2 separate regions of the Homo sapiens genome follow, and region 1 is linked to region 2. The links are chromatin loops, found by intact Hi-C in ENCODE. Cell type or tissue: ovary. All regions are shown on one strand. Region 1 has its middle 13 kb from the start of ERMP1. Region 2 overlaps ERMP1 (endoplasmic reticulum metallopeptidase 1).

Region 1 (8,000 bases), 60 kb before region 2:
TATAAGAACCAAACATGCCAAAAGTGTGCTAGAACAGAGTAATTTATTTTAATAACACATGTGGCTCTGAAATAAACTTGTTATAACAGCATGGGTTTTATTAACCAAGAATCACAGGACAACTTATTGAAGTGAGGATATCACTTGGTGATCTGAGTCTACAAATACCACCTTCTGAACAGTGACCAAACCATGACTTTGTTTATGGGAAATGTCCAATTAGTGTACACAGAACCACACCAAGTGGTGTGGGAAGAGAGATGAAGGAAGTGGGCATAGCAAGGAGCTGGGGTTGGGTTCGGGCTCTAATCCTGGCCAGGACCCCCTGTCTGCTTTGGCTAAGTCAGTTCTCCTCCCCCGGACCAGGTTGCTCATCTGTAAAATGAAGGTGCTAGATTAGTATCTGTAGGATCCCTTCTCTCCCCTACAGGCTGTAAAAATCAAACTAACTGGGCCAGACGCAGTGGCTCATGCCTGTAATCCCAGCATTTTGGGAGGCCAAGTTGGGCAGATCACGAGGTCAAGAGATTGAGACCCTCCTGGCCAACATGGTGAAACCCTGTCTCTACTAAAAATACAAAAATTAGCTGGGTGTGGTGGCACATGCCTATAGTCCCAGCTACTCGGGAAGCCCAGTCAGGAGGCTTGGTTGAACTCAGGAGGCAGAGGTTGCAGTGAGCCAAGATCGTGCCACTGCACTCCAGCCTGGCGACAGAGCAAGACTCCATCTAAAATAAAAATAAAAATATAAATATAAATAAAAATAAAAATAATCAAACTAACTGTAAAACTAAAGTACAAAGTGGCTTCTCCACTTGGTTTCCTCAGCTAGGTCAGAACCCCCATCTAACCATAGTAAGCCACATAGGTCCCTCCTCTTTCAAGTAGCCACCTGCACTCAAACCAACACCCCTGTGAACCAGTCCTCACCCACTCACTCTTTTAGAAAGGTGATATTCAACTAGCCTCACTAATAATTTCCAGCACAAATAAACTTTGCAGTCTCTATGTTGCAGTCCCTATGAAACCCAAATTCTAGCTACAAACAACCTTCAAACAAGAGGCATTTTTCAGGGTGGAGGTAGAGAGAGGTCATTTAACTCAGTGGTAAGCATTCAAGCTCTGAACATTAAAAAATAATTAGTTCCCTAAATCCTTGTAGAAAACCAGAAATGGCTAGCCATGACCTGTAAATGAATTATTGACAAAACCACTGAGACTTCTTTTCTTTCTGCCACTCCTTGTATCTGGATGTGTATTAGCTTCCTATGGCTGCTCTAAGAAATTGTTGCAAACTTAGGGACCTAGAACAATACGAATGTATTATCTGACAGTTCTGGAGTTTGGAAGTCTGAAATGGCTCGGCAGAGCTGTGTTTGTTCTGAGGGTTCTAGGCGCAGATCCACGTCCCTGCTTTTTCCAGCTGCAGGAGGCTGTCTGCATCTCGTGGCCACTCCGACCTCCTCCATTATCTTGTCTCCTTCTCTTACTCTCCTACTTCCCGCTTTCCTTCATAAAGATCCATGTGTTTACATCAGGCCCACCCAGATAACTGGGATAATCTCCCCATCTCAAGGTCCTTAAGTTAATCACATTTGAAAGTCCCTTTGCCAAGTAAAGGAATACGTTCAAAGGTCTTGTGGATTAGGATGTGGACATCTTGAGGGGGCTGTTTTTCTGCCTACCACACAGACTCATCTTCAGATCCCACCTCAGCCATTTAGTGTCTGTATGACCTTCAGTAAATGATATCCTTTCTCTAAGCCTCAGTTTTCCATTGATAAAACCAGGATAATAATAAACCCATCTTACGGGGTTTGTTTTGTTCTGATTTTTTTGATTTGGGTTTTTTTTTTTTTCCTGTCTTTTTTATTTTTTTAGACGGAGTCTCGCTCTGTCGCCCGGGCTGGAGTACAGCGGTGCCATCTCGACTCACTGCAAGCTCCGCCTCCTGGGTTCACGCCATTCTCCTGCCTCAGCCTCCCGAGTAGCTGGGACTACAGGCGCCTGCCACCACGCCCGGCTAATTTTTTGTATTTGTAGTAGACACAGGGTTTTACCGTGTTAGCCAGGATGGTCTCGATCTCTTGACCTCATGATCCGCCCGCCTTGGCCTCCCAAAGTGCCGGGATTACAGGTGTGAGCCACTGCGCCTGGCCGATTTTGTTTTGTTTTGTACATGTTATTCCTAAGAGAAGGAACAAAATTGGGGTTTTAGTGAAAAAGCCATCTGGGGGTCAGGTGCAGTAGCTCACACCTGTAATCCCAGCACTTTGGGAGGCCGAGGCAGGTGATCACTTGAGCTCAGGAGGTGAAGACCAGCCTGGGCAACATGGTGAAACTCCTTCTCTACTAAAAATACAAAAATTAGCTGGGTGTGGTGACATGCCCCTGTGGTCCTAGCTACTTGGAGGGCTGAGGCGGGAGGATCGTTTGAGCCCAGGAGGCAGAGGAGCAGACTGCACTACAGCCTGGACAACAGAATGAGGCTGGGCCTGTTTATAGTCATCCACATCGAGCATCACAATCAGTGATGATATTTGGGTTGATAACATAGATGCAAAATTCTAATCTTCAAAACACATTGAGTAATTGTAAGAATTGAAAAAAACAAAGCCCATATTTTCTAGATCTAACAGTGAGTTAAACAGCAAATTCAATTTACTGGCGTCTCTTCCCTCCATCCCCTGGGCATTCTTTGTAGCTGAGGGCTGCCTATGGGCTGCTGAGCATTGGTGCTGAGAGGATGCAGGAGAGAATATGCTGAATCTGGTTGGGGGAGGCCATCGCACCCCTGTGGGAAACCTGAAGGAAATGGTCTCTGTCTGCCATAAATCTCTGCAGCATACCCATTCAGAGTTTCCTAATTAAAGGGCGTCCAGTTCCATGCTGAACAGGAAAATCAACTATTCTGCTTGGGTCAAAGCGGAATGTGATATAACTCAAATAGAACGGGGAAATGTCCATAAACACAAACAAGTCCTCCATCCTTTCAGAAAGGAATAACCACCCCATAAAACAGGTGATTAATGTTGAACCACAGGGATAGCAAAGTACCTGAGCTATGGACCAGTTGCAAAGGCTTTGAAGCATGATGAAATAAATATGAACTCTTCCCCTTCACACCCACGGGAGTAAGTGCTTGCCCAATCCTTTGGGAAATGTAGTTAGATGTGATAATCACACATACATGAGTGAAACCATGCAAGGTTCCCAAGAGGAATCTATCTGACATAATCACAGGTTACATTGCAAAGTACTTTGGCAGCTACAAACAGCTTCCCCATACTTATATCATTTAATTTTCAGGGTAACCCTGTGAAATGGCCAAGGGAGGTTTTAATATCTCTGTTTTTACAGATGAGGAAACAGCCTCAGAGGGATGAAATGACTTCCTTAAGGTCACACAGCAAATTAGTAGCAGAGCTAGGATTTGAGCCCAGATCTGTGGGCCACTGGGTGGGTGGCGGGGGAGGGGTCTTGCTCTACTTTTGGCAGGCTTCCAGTAAGACTGTCCATCTGGTGCCTTAATAGTGACATGGATGCAGGCTGCTTTTGCTTGCTGTCCCTGGCCTTGCCTCTGGCCTTACCTTTAAGCTGTCCCTAGCTCCCAGAATATTTACCATCTTGCTTCACAAAGTGTGGTTACCTAGTGAGGTAAAGCACAGCATGAACATGAGCAGGGGCTGTGTTAGGGGTGCAGAATCCACCCCACCCAACCTCTCCAGACCCAGATCCCCAGGTAGCACCTAAGCACAAACAAGTTCAAGAAGCACTGACTGGCCACATTTGCCCATCCAGGCCTGCCTGACACTCCAAAGTGGCTTCTTCTCTGCCCTTCTCCCTGACCCAAACACTCCGAGGGCCTGAACAACAGTTACACTAATTGCCTCCCTCCTGGAACTTCCCCTTACACCTGTCCATGGTTCTGTGGCCTCAAAAATACTCCTCAGGCCTACTGAGTTCTCCTCAGTCTCCTCACAAAAATACCCAAAGAGCCCTTAGCAAGGCGTGCTCTCCTGAGGCAAGAGTTGACTCCACTGTCTGCTCTAAGAGGGCACCCTACAACCTCTCTTTGGTGTGATCAAGGAGAACCAATTTGAGTGGTTTCTTTTCTTCACTAGAGAATCTGTGGCAGAAATAACAAAAGACACTGGTAGCAAATGGAAGGGAGTGATGAGGTGGAGTGCAGTTAATCCACAGGCTGGAAGAACTCCAGATAATCTATCGATCGATCAATCAATCAATCAATCAGGAGTTAGTTTTGTGAAAGAAAAAGAGAAGATAACTTGAATAAGTTATTCTCTCTCTCTCTTCATCCTCCTCCCCACTCCCTCAAACTTTAAGAAAGTTACTTTTAATATTATTATTATTTTGAAATGGGGTCTTGCTATGTTGCCCAGGCTGGTCTTGAACTCCTGGTTTCAAGTGATCCTCCCGCCTTGGCCTCCCAAGTAGCTGGGATTATAGGCACAAGCAAAAACACCTGACAAGAAACTTCCTTTTAAGAGCACAGATAATTTGTCAAATCCTCTCAGAGTCACAGGTCAGGGGCATTAAAACTTTAAGAAGAAACAATGATTTATAAAAAAATTAAACCACCACCACCACAACAACAAAAAAAAAAAACACTGAAAGTTTCCCAATGGAAACAAAAACAAAACACGATGATTCAAGTTTTAGGCTCGACAAATGCAAGTTTAAGTTTCAAAGGCCCTATACTGCCCCAAGGAAGAGCTGGCGGGGGTGGGGGGACATTTTCCCCTGTTCGCTTTGGCAGGAAACCAAGCTAAACTACCAGAGGGGCCAGGACACATCCTGCCCTCTGAAGAAAACCACAAGGCTGACATGCTCAAAGCAGCCATAATTTTTGGTAGACCAGTTGGGAAGAATGTGGTATTTGTTGACTTTTGTTTCTGTAGCAGATGGTGACTTTAGAAGACCTGAGGTTCACAACCAGAAAACTTGACTGTCAACTGGAAATATATTTATGGTTTCCTGCAAGGCTGATAAAGTTGAAAAATCCACCCATATATAAACAAAAAGGGGATGAGGAGGGGTGCAGGAGGTATGCCCAGGCTTCTTCCAGAGGAGTTCCTGCTCTTCTGACCAAGCGGCTCCTTGACAGTTCTCCGCAAAGGTGACGGCAGAAGTTTCTCTTTAGTTCTCACAAAGATTGACTGTAATCTTCTCTGCTAGGGCCAGGCGTGGTGGCTCACGCCTGTAATCCCAGCACTTTGGGAGGCCAAGGAGGGTGGGTCACTTGAGCCTAGGGGTTTGAGACCAGCCTGGAAACATGGCAAAACACCATCTCTACTAAAAATACAAAAATTAGCCAGGCATGGTGGTACATGCCTATAATAAGAGCTACTCAGAAGGCTGAGGCACAAGAATCACTTGAACCTGGGAGACAGAGGTTGCAGTGAACTGAAATCGCATCACTGCACTATAGTCTGGGGTGACAGAGCAAGACTCTGTCTTGAAACAAACGAACAAACAAACAAAAAAACACAAAATCTTCTCTGCTAGGCAGCCTGTGGCTACTTGGCCACTTACATCTGAGTCTGGGCAGAAAGAGCTGGAAGGCTGCAGGAAGGAAGTCTCAGGATGTAGGATGTTAGTGTTTTCCAGGACAGGGTGTCTAATTTTAAGAGGAAAGATTTTTTTCCTTACCCCTGGTAAGGAAATGTATGTTTGATTGTAGGTCTGACTGAGATTCTTCTCCCGGAAATGCCATCATACTTCACAGAACATTACCCCTCAAATTAAGTCTGTGCCGGTATTGGCCAGGGGGTGGAGGAGTGCTCGTTATTTTCCATAGCCACGGTTCCAGGATGCACTGCTCTTCCCATCCTTCCTCCCCCCAGGACACACAAGAAGAGTAAATACAGCTGCATATCCCCAGGCTTGGTCTAAAATCCAGGAGGGCTGTAACTCTGCCTTTGAGTTTTACAACCCCGGTGTGTGCAACACTGTCCGTGGTAGGGGATGGGGATGAGAGAGAAGACTCCATTTCAGAACATTTGTTGTAGCAGAGATCTTCGGCTCTGCATCAGCAAAAACTTCAGAAAGCGTTCTGCTACTTATTCACTGTTCCTGCAAAATAAACAAAGCAGTGGCTAGAAGCGGGGAGGGGGGCATTTGACAAGACTGACCTCTCAACTAAGAAGGAGAGAAGAAAGAGACTTGACTGGCTAGCTACATCTGATACATTCTAGCACTATAAACTTTCCCCCAAATCTGGAGATAAGAATCTCATGAATAACCTGATCCCCACTCAGGGAAATATTTTATCTTTAATCAAGTATGTCCTTGAGGGCTTAAAGGTGAGGGCTCAGAGGCTTCAAACTGGCAGCAGGTGGGTGGAATCCAGTTTACACACCTATTTTCTTTGGCACACAAAATGTTCTTCTCTTTTTAAATTTGTTTCCAACATTAACAGAGCAGAAGGTTTCACATAAATATCTGAGTTTCTGTCATTTCTTGAAAAAATAGCAGATTTGGCTGTGCTGAGCCCCAAATTCCGCAGAGCTATGGTTACTGTTACTGATTTAGGTGGAGCCAGGGTTCTAGTTCACGCCAGTCCTTACCACTCCTTCTAACCTTAACCTGACCTGTTTTATTCTATCACCTTATCTGCCCATGTCAGGAAATGGTTGGTAAATGCTCTTTTCTGTTCCCTAAATAAGTCCCAATTACCTTGCTGACATAATAGCACTTTTGAATAACAAGTCTGTTTGTCACTTGGCTTTTTGTATCTGAATCTCTTAATTTGGGCTCACAACTTTGTGGAGCTTCTTAAAGATTAGCCTTATCTCTGGCTAGGATATTAGAATCATGAAGGAATCTGAGAGGGAAAAGGCTTTTAAAACTTTAGGCTATGAATTAAGCGATTTCCTTAGCCTTTTCTAAAGAATCAGCATCTCTGCTACAGATCTGTTTATTGATTTTCTTTAAAAAACGGAGATCAGAAATCCTGATTTAGTACTTTGAATTGCTTGGAAGTAAGAGGCTACTGAAATCCAAGGCACTTATTATCATCACAATTTATAACAGCAACAGAGTAGCAAATGGCTTACTGAAAGTGAACTTGGGGAGGCATTTGTCTCTGGAATTAAGACTTCTTTTTATAGTCTACTTGCTACAGTCAGCTGTGAATAATATACAATTAATAAGTTTGTTTCTGATTGAGGTGAAATTTACATAATATAAAATTGTTTTAAAAGTGAACAACTTTGTGGCATTTAGTACTTTATAATGTTGTGCAAACCACAGCTATCTAGTTCCAAAACATTTTCTTTTTTTCTTTTTTCTTTTCTTTCTTTTTTTTTTTTTTTTGAGACAGTCTCGTTCTGCCTGTCACCCAGGCTGGAGTGCAGTTGAGAGGTGAAGCCGGTTGGGCTTCTGGGTCTGGTGGGGACTTGGAGAACTTCTCTGTCTAGCTAAAGGATTGTAAACACACCAACCAGTGCTCTGTGTCTAGCTAAAGATTTGTAAATGCACCAATCATCACTCTGTAAAAACGGACCAATCAGCACTCTGTAAAATGGACCAATCAGCAGGATGTGGGCGGGGCCAAGTAAGGGAATAAAAGCTGGCCACCCCAGCCAGCAGCTGCAACCTGCTCCAGTCCCCTTGCACTGTGTGGAGGCTTTGTTCTTTCTGTTTTCACAATAAATCTTGCTGCTGCTCACTCTTTGGGTCCGCACTACCTTTATATGCTGTAACGCTCACTGTGAAGGTCTGTGTCTGCAGCTTTACTCCTGAAGTCAGCAAGACCATGAACCCACCAGGAGGAAAAAACAACTCCGGATGCGCCACCTTTAAGAGCTGTAACACTCACTGCGAAGATATGTGGTTTCACTCCTGAAGTCAAGTGAGACCACAAACCCACCACAAGGAAGAAACTCCAGACACACCATCTTTAAGAACTGTCACACTCACCGCGAGGGTCCACAGCTTCATTCTTGAAGTCAGCGAGACCAAGAACTCACCTGAAG
Region 2 (8,000 bases):
GTGTTCACACCACTGCACTCGAACCTAGGTGATAGAGCAAGACCCTGTCTCAGGAAAAAGTTCTTTTGCTGAAGTTTGTACAGTTATCTGTTGGTTGGATGAAGCTTATTCTCTAGACTGTTTCTGAAGAAGGGCTCATGAGTGCTGTTTCTGTATGGTTAAAATTGGTTTTCTGTAATCCTGATAGTTGAAGGACAAGTTGGTGGACATAAAATCTTTGGTTCACGTTTTCCAATATTGAGTTTTTAAAAATTGTTGTTCCATTGTTGCCTTGTTTTATATATTGTTTTTGGGGTCTGATACCAATGTAATTTTTTTTGTAAGTTATTTGATCAAACTTTTTATTGAAGACCTTGAAGATTTTTTTTTTCTTTGAAATCTAATAGTTTTACTAGGTTATGTCTTGAAGTTGTTTGTTCTGTGTTAATATTCTAAGGTGCCTGGTAGTCTCTTTCAATGTGTAGATTCAGCTCTCTTTTTGTTTCTGGAATGCTTTCTTGGATTACAGTTTTAAATATTAGTTCTGTTTCGTTGTTTGGTTTTCTTCTGGGGTACCAAATGAATATTTTTTCTGACCTGCCTTCCATTTTTACCACTATCGCTAACCTTTTTTACTTTGCTTTTTCCCATTTTAATTTTCTTAGTATTTCTCCTGTCTTTATGACTGTTATTAAATTTTCCTTTGAATCTATTCTGTTGGGCATCTTGTAATTGTCTTCATTTCTAAGGTAATTTTGCCTTTTTCCTCCATTTCTTTTCTGAGTCTAGTCGGTCCTTTTAATTCTTCCTTCTAGTAAGAATTTCTGATTCATGGTGGGGTTTTAAATATCCCCAAATGTTTGTATGGATATATTTGTAGTTGGAGTGTGATTATAACATTTTCTCCTGCTTCATGGTTATTTCTTTTTTTTTCCAAGAGGAATTTTCTGATACTTTTTTTTGGTAATAACTGTATGGATCTGTTTATCCTTTTCTTCCTCATTTTTGTGCTGTTTTGTAAGATTTCTAGCAATGGCTTCCTTTTCTGTCAGTGTAAGAAAGTCCAGATTCTTTAGGAAGTTTGTGTTGGTGTGGATGAATAATATTTATCTCTTTCAACTTTTTTGACTGGATTTTTCTTGCAGGACCCTGAATTTTCTTTTGCTTCTTTTCATCTTCACCACCCAAATGCCAAAGGATTCCTCTTCCTTCTTTTTTATTTTTCCCTGAGAAGCTTTGGTTTTGAAGACTGTTACTTCAATAATATACTTTTAAGTCCCTGCCCTGTAAACCTTTCTTTGACTGGACACTATAGTAGTATTTTCAGATTTAGGGTGGACTGACTTGGTCTGCATTTGCCACAAAGCCTTGCAGCAGAAGCAGGGTGGGCACAAGTGTGTGAGATTGCTCCCTGAGATTTAAAAATTTACGGTTATTTCAAATGTGGGTATTCTCTGTCTTTAAGTTAGGCTGAGGGTGTGTTTTTGTTTAGTTTTATCTATTTTAGTTTTAGTTTGACTTCCACTGTCATCAGTTTCCTTGGAAGTTCCCAGTGATGACTAAATTTTCAGAACTGAGCTAATATTTTCCAGCTTGAAGGGAAAAACTAGTAAAACATATTTTAAGGTGTTACATGATCAACTCTGAAAATTACAACTCCATTCATAATGGCAGTCCTATTCAGTACTGTTACAGCACTTCGCAGTTTTGCCAACACTTTCATATGCTTTTTCTAATATAATCCCCTCAATGAAGAAATTGTGACATAGATTAAATTCCTGATGTCATGCAGCAGTTAAGTGATAGGACCAACTTAACACAGGCTTTCTCATTTACAGTCTGTGCCTTTTCTCCTGTACCTCATTATTTAACCTTGTTGATTCACACTAAGTGTCCAAACTGGTAAACCTCCATTAGGTTTATAGTAAGTATATTTAAAGTCATGCAGGCATGAACCTTTATGAAGTCTGGTTTGGATTGTGGGTTATTTTTTTGATCCTTTTAAAAAGATTAACTGTTCTTTCTTCCTTTTACCTTACAGGACCAAGCCATATGTCCTTCTATGTTCGAGCCCACAAAGGGTCAACACTTTCTCAGTGGTCTCTTGGCAATGGCACCCCAGTCACAAGTAAAGGAGGAGACTACTTTGTCTTTTACTCCCATGGACTCCAGGCCTCTGCATGGCAGTTCTGGATAGAAGTGCAGGTGCCAATTTCCCAGCATTGTTTGTTTCATTGATTAGGTTCCCAGGTGGTATTTAGCAAGAACCTTGGGTTCAGTATTCTGGCTTCTGAGAACTGGAGAACTAATTGATTTTCTCTGGCAGGTTTCAGAAGAACATCCTGAAGGAATGGTCACCGTGGCCATTGCTGCCCACTATCTGTCTGGGGAAGACAAGAGATCCCCTCAACTGGATGCTCTGAAGGAAAAGTTCCCAGATTGGACATTTCCCTCTGCCTGGGTGTGCACCTACGATCTCTTTGTATTTTAATCTTGTGGATGAGCTCTAAGTACATGCCCAGTGGATACTCCATGTGACATGGTTTCTCCCTATGTTACGTGGATGTTTGTAACGTAAGTCAATGAATTTTAATGATCATATGTTCAAAGAGCTTTCTGGGTTAACGCTTTTCAGGGCCAAGCACTATAAGGGTTTAGCTGTGGCGCAGTGATGCATGGCCTGTTGACACTTGAAAATGCCAGTCTTTTGGCACTTCAGCACATGTGGGTACTGCCACTACACACACGTCATTTTATATGACCTTAAGGACAAAGCCAACAATCCACTTCAATAGCTGCCCCTTTAGGATCAAGAAAGATGTACACTGTCAGAGCATTGTTAATGAGACAAAAGTTGTTTCCAATTTAAGCCCCAAAACCATTTGTTGTATTAGTGGATGGTGGGTAAAATATCATTCACTGAGGTAATGATTCCCCTTGAGAATATAACTCTGTGTAGGTCACTGGAAAGTGATTGCCATAGGGCTGGGAGAGAAGCATTGCACTCTTGAGGCTGTAGCCTGTGTCAAGCTGTTTCTTCAGGCAGCCTCTCAAATGTGCTTTGTCTCTCTGTGCTGAGGCCTGGACCCTGTGCTGAGCTGGTGACTCACTGTCCTGACAAGTGGACACACAGATGCACTGCTGTGCTGCTTTCCTGAGGTGGTTTTCTATGCCTGTTTTCCTCTGAAACATGTCTGTTACCCCTCTCCATCTTACCAAGTTGAAAAGGGGAATATTTGGCCACATACCCCTCTGGTTTTCGTAGGTTCTTTTGGTTCAGAATATTGTTTGTGCCAGTACATGACCTTAACTTCCTTCCTCAGAGCACTGAGCTGCCATCTGGGCTATTCTGGGGTAGAAGGAAGGCTGGGAGTGGTGGGAATTTTATAAATATTTATTCTCTTTTCTTTGTTTCATAGGAGTCTTGTGTTATACAAGGTTAGTCCTTCATGGTATAATCTTACTGATGCACTGGGCCTATCTTTTTGTTTTCCAGCCAGTTGAATAGATTAGTTTTTCTCAGTAACTTACTATCCAGCAGACTGGCTTTCCTGAGACTTGAGGTTGTGGCTTATACTGGAATGAGACCACTGTACGTGTAGGTGGTTCAGATCCTGCGTAATGGCAGCATGAGGACTTAAAAGGTGGTTTTCATTTTGAAGATGGCTATGTAGCTTGTAAGGTGTATCACAGCAGTACCTCTCATGGCTTTTTGGTTCCAGCAGTGAGGGCATTGGTGAGATCAATGGTAAACTGTGCAAGCTTTCTTTTTATCATTAGGAAATGTGAAACGTTGGACAAATTTTGAGTTTTAACAAGGACAAAAAGTTGAAAGAAAAGGCACAGTTAACAAAAAAGGGTGGCTAGATTTATCTTGGGTGATGGAGGAAATGAGAGAGGAATGCTCTTGAAAGGTGGTCTGTGGATCTGTCTGAATAGAAAGAGCACAGTAAGTATGCATTGCCGGAGAAAACGTCCTTGAAGCTGCTTGTCTCATGTGTATGATGTGCTTTTTAAATCATGCCCCTCGTTGCCTGCCTAATCTGTGACTCCCTAAAAACTAACTGGGCCCATGTAGATGGGGCTGCAACCAGAGCTGAATAACATGTTAGGCTCACACATGCATCAGCACTGCACACTGGAATCATTGCTCTTCCTGGACTTTGTAGAAATCAGTCTCAAGTGCTTCAAGAGTCTGGCTCCTGCTACTTTTATCTGTCAGGTAGCACATAAGGTTTGCAGGGTTTATATTTTGTATAGAATCACAGTTGTGGAGAAAAAGTAATAATTTCTCAATGAATTTTAAAAATGGGCCTATTTTCTATCCCCGTGGTTCATCTGATATAATTAGTGTTCCCTGTGAATTCCCCCCCTCTATGGGAAGGATGCCTTTACTCTTTATCAGTAATAAATTATGACTGTTTTCATATTGCCTTAGGGTTATTTCCCTGTGTAAACCATTGTCTTTTGTTTTGGTTTTCTTTAGCATTATGAAGCTTTGGTATTGTACAAGGTCAGTAGTAAGATGCTCACTAGTCTCAGGGCTTGTGTAATATTCTGGGAGGTCATTTAAATGCCAGAAATGGTCAAGCAATTATACACAGTATTTATGACTCTGTTAAGCATACCGTTTGTCTGTCACATTAGTAGATTCTGAGATTAAAAAAAATTTTTAAAGAGTGATCATTTAAATAATTTCTAAAAGGGTCTTTTCAAGCTCTAACAAAGTCACTAACAAATGCATTATTTTCTACAGAATTAGATGTTAGTAGTACAGTACTGCATATTCAGGGAAAAAGTGTGAGGAATTGATTTCAAAATAGTTCGTTCTTGTGTTTGACCTAAGAATGATTGTCGCATGAAGTGTTTGTTTTTACAGTTTAGCATATATAAACAAACATGATAGGATTCCTTAAGATGTTACCACCCAGGGGGCCACAAGCCAGCCTGCTGTCTCAGGAAGCTGTAGAAGGAGTGTTTGTCAATTTCTTGTCACTGGTTTGCTGACTTACTGAGGATTAATTGTTGCCTTACAATGTTACTGAAATAAACTGTTTAATATACTGGTTGGTATCTTTTTAACTGAAAAACAGATCTGTGTTCTTCTGTATCCCCATATTTTCAAGGGTTATTCCATGTCCACAGAGCCTTTTAATTGCTGTTAAAAGACCTAGATGGCTCATGTGAGCAAAGAACTCAACATGGAAATGTTTACTTCAGTTAGAATCCTTTATCTTAGAATGAAATGGTACTTCTGAATTTCACAGAAATTATTAGGTAAATGTTGAGCTTCACCTATGTAGGAGTTTTAAATCATCCCCATTAGCAAAAAAATAGCAAAGGGTAAAGGGCGTTCTTTTATTTGGGAGTAAGGGTAGGAGGGAGGGAAGAAGTTGCCTTTCAGCCAGAGTGACTCATTGCTTATTCTAATCTCCACAGAAGGAAAGGGCACCACCACTCACCAAAATAGAGCATGAACTTTGAGTTCAGAGATCTCTGTGCAAGTTATTTAAACTTTGAGTGAATTCTCTCAGAACAGTTCAATGCAAGGTGAAGCAGCTGAACAACTTCTAACCTAATACTCCTCTTCTTCTTTTAGGGCCAATAAAGTCAAGATGCAGTTATGGCTATTTACATTTGTTTTTAGCCAAGATGCAGTTACGACTCTTTTTAAATTTTTTAAAATTATACTTTAAGTTCTGGGGTACATGTGTGGAATGTACAGGTTTGTTACATATGTATACATGTGCCATGGCAGTTTGCTGCACCCATCAACCTGTCATCTACATTAGGTATTTCTCCTAATGCTGTCCCTCCCCTAGCCCCCCACCCTCTGACAGGCTCTGGTGTGTGATGTTCCCCTCCCTGTGTCCATGTGTTCTCATTGTTCAACTCCCACTTATGAGTGAGAACATGCGGTGTTTGGCTTTCTGTTCTTGTGTTAGTTTGCTGAGAATGATGGCTTCCAGCTTCATCCATGTCCCTGCAAAGGACAGGAACTCAACCATTTTTAGGGCTGCATAGTATTCCATGGTGCATACGTGCCACATTTTCTTTATCCAGTCTATCATTGATGATGGGCATTTGGGTTGGTTCTGAGTCTTTGCTATCGTGAACAGTGCTGCAGTAAACATACATGTGCATGTGTCTTTATAGTGGAATGATTTATAGTCCTTTGGGTATATATCCAGTAATGGGATGGCTGGGTCAAATGATATTTCTAGTTCTAGATCCTTGAGGAATCGTCACACTGTCTTCCACAATGGTTGGACTAATTTACACTCCCACCAACAATGTAAAAGAGTTCCTATTTCTCCACATCCTCTTTAGCATCTGTTGTTTCCTGACTTTTTAATGATCGCCGTTCTAACTGGCGTGACATGGTATCTCATTGTAGTTTTGATTTGCATTTCTCTGACCAGTGGTGATGAGCTTATTTTTCATATGTTTGTTGGCTGCATAAATGTCTTCTTTTGAGAAGTGTCTGTTCATACCCTTTGCCCACTTTTTGATGTTTTTTTTTTTTCTTGTAAGTTTAAGTTCTTTGTAGATTCTGGTATTAGCCCTTTGTCAGATGGATAGATTGCAAAAATTTTCTCCCATTCTGTAGGTTGCCCGTTCACTCTGATGTTAGTTTCTTTTGCTGTGCGGAAGCTCTTTAATTAGATCCCATTTGTCTATTTTGGCTTCTGTTGCCATTGCTTTTGGTGTTTTAGTCATGAAGTCTTTGCCCATGCCTGTGTCCTGAATGGTATTGCCTAGGTTTTCTTCTAGGGTTTTTATGTCTTACGTTTAAGTCTTTAATCCATCTTGAGTTAATTTTTGTATAAGGTGTAAGGAAGGGATCCAGTGTCAGCTTTCTGCACATGGCTAGCTAGTTTTCCCAACACCATTTATTAAATAGGGAATCCCTTCCCCATTCTTTGTTTTTGTCAGGTTTGTCAAAGATCAGATGGTTGTAGATGTGTGGTATTATTTCTGAGGTCTCTGTTCTGTTTCACTGGTCTATATATCTTGTTTTGGTACCAGTACCATGCTGTTTTTGTTACTGTGGCCTTGTAGTATAGTTTGAAGTCAGTAGCGTGATGTCTCCAGCACTGTTCTTTTTGCTTAGGATTGTCTTGGCTATGTGGGCTCTTTTTTGGTTCCATATGAACTTTAAAGTAGTTATTCAATTCTGTGAAGAAAGTCAATGGTAGCTTGTTGGGGATAGCACTGAATTTGTAAATTACTTTGGGCAGTATGGCCATTTTCACAATATTGATTCTTCCTATCCATGAGCATAGAATGTTCTTCCATTTGTGTGTGTCCTTTCTTATTTCATTGAACAGTGGTTTGTAGTTCTCCTTGAAGAGGTCCTTCACATCCTCTGTAAGTTGTATTCCTAGGTATTTTATTGTCTTTGCAGCAGTTGTGAATGGGAGTTCACTCATGATTTGGCTCTCTGTTTGTCTGTTATTGGTGTAGAGGTATGCTTGTGATTTTTGCACACTGACTTTGTATCCTGAGACTTTGCTGAAGTTGCTTATCAGCTTAAGGAGACTTTGGGCTGAGACTATGGGGTTTTCTAAATATACAATCATGTTGATCTAATATTGACAGTGGGGTGTTAAAGTCTCCCACCATTATTGCGTGGGAATCTAAGTCTCTTTGTAGGTCTCTAAGAACTTTATAAATCTGGGTGCTCCTGTATTGGGTACATATATATTTAGGATAGTTAGCTCTTCTTGTTGCATTGATCCCTTTACCATTATGTAATGGCCTTCTTTGTCCCTCTTGATCTTTGTTGGTTTAAAGAAGTCTGTTTTATCAGAAACTAGGATTGCAACCCCTGCTTTTATTTTTGCTTTTCATTTGCTTGGTAAATATTCCTCCATCCCTTTATTTTGAGCATGTGTGTGTCTTTGCATGTGAGATGCATCTCCTGAATACACCACACTGATGGGTCTTGACTCTTTGTCCAGTTTGCCAGTCTATGTCTTTTAATTGGGGCATTTAGCGCATTTATATTTAAGGTTAAT

The links. Peaks named below come from ENCODE experiments on the same cell type or tissue, not always from the same donor. Only the 100,000 strongest peaks of a DNase experiment are listed, where the experiment ranks them.
Region 1: a loop joins it to region 2, with 5 times the contacts of the local background. A loop is called at or near these places in 14 of 110 quality-filtered maps.

The regions. Positions count from the first base shown.
Region 1 is chr9:5,841,773-5,849,772 of GRCh38, reverse strand. It overlaps a transcript of ERMP1 not described here. Among named protein-coding and RNA genes, the nearest start is that of ERMP1, 13 kb to the right of the region's middle. RefSeq lists enhancers at 4,891-5,010, 5,141-5,260, 7,869-8,000. In ovary, no CTCF peak of the experiment used is centred here; no DNase peak of the experiment used is centred here; H3K27ac peaks cover 1,046 bases.
Region 2 is chr9:5,781,614-5,789,613 of GRCh38, reverse strand. It overlaps ERMP1 (endoplasmic reticulum metallopeptidase 1), which reads left to right. Exons shown (of 15, transcript NM_024896.3): 14 at 2,021-2,184; 15 at 2,306-5,042. The coding sequence ends at 2,470. Among named protein-coding and RNA genes, the nearest start is that of ERMP1, 48 kb to the left of the region's middle. In ovary, no CTCF peak of the experiment used is centred here; no DNase peak of the experiment used is centred here.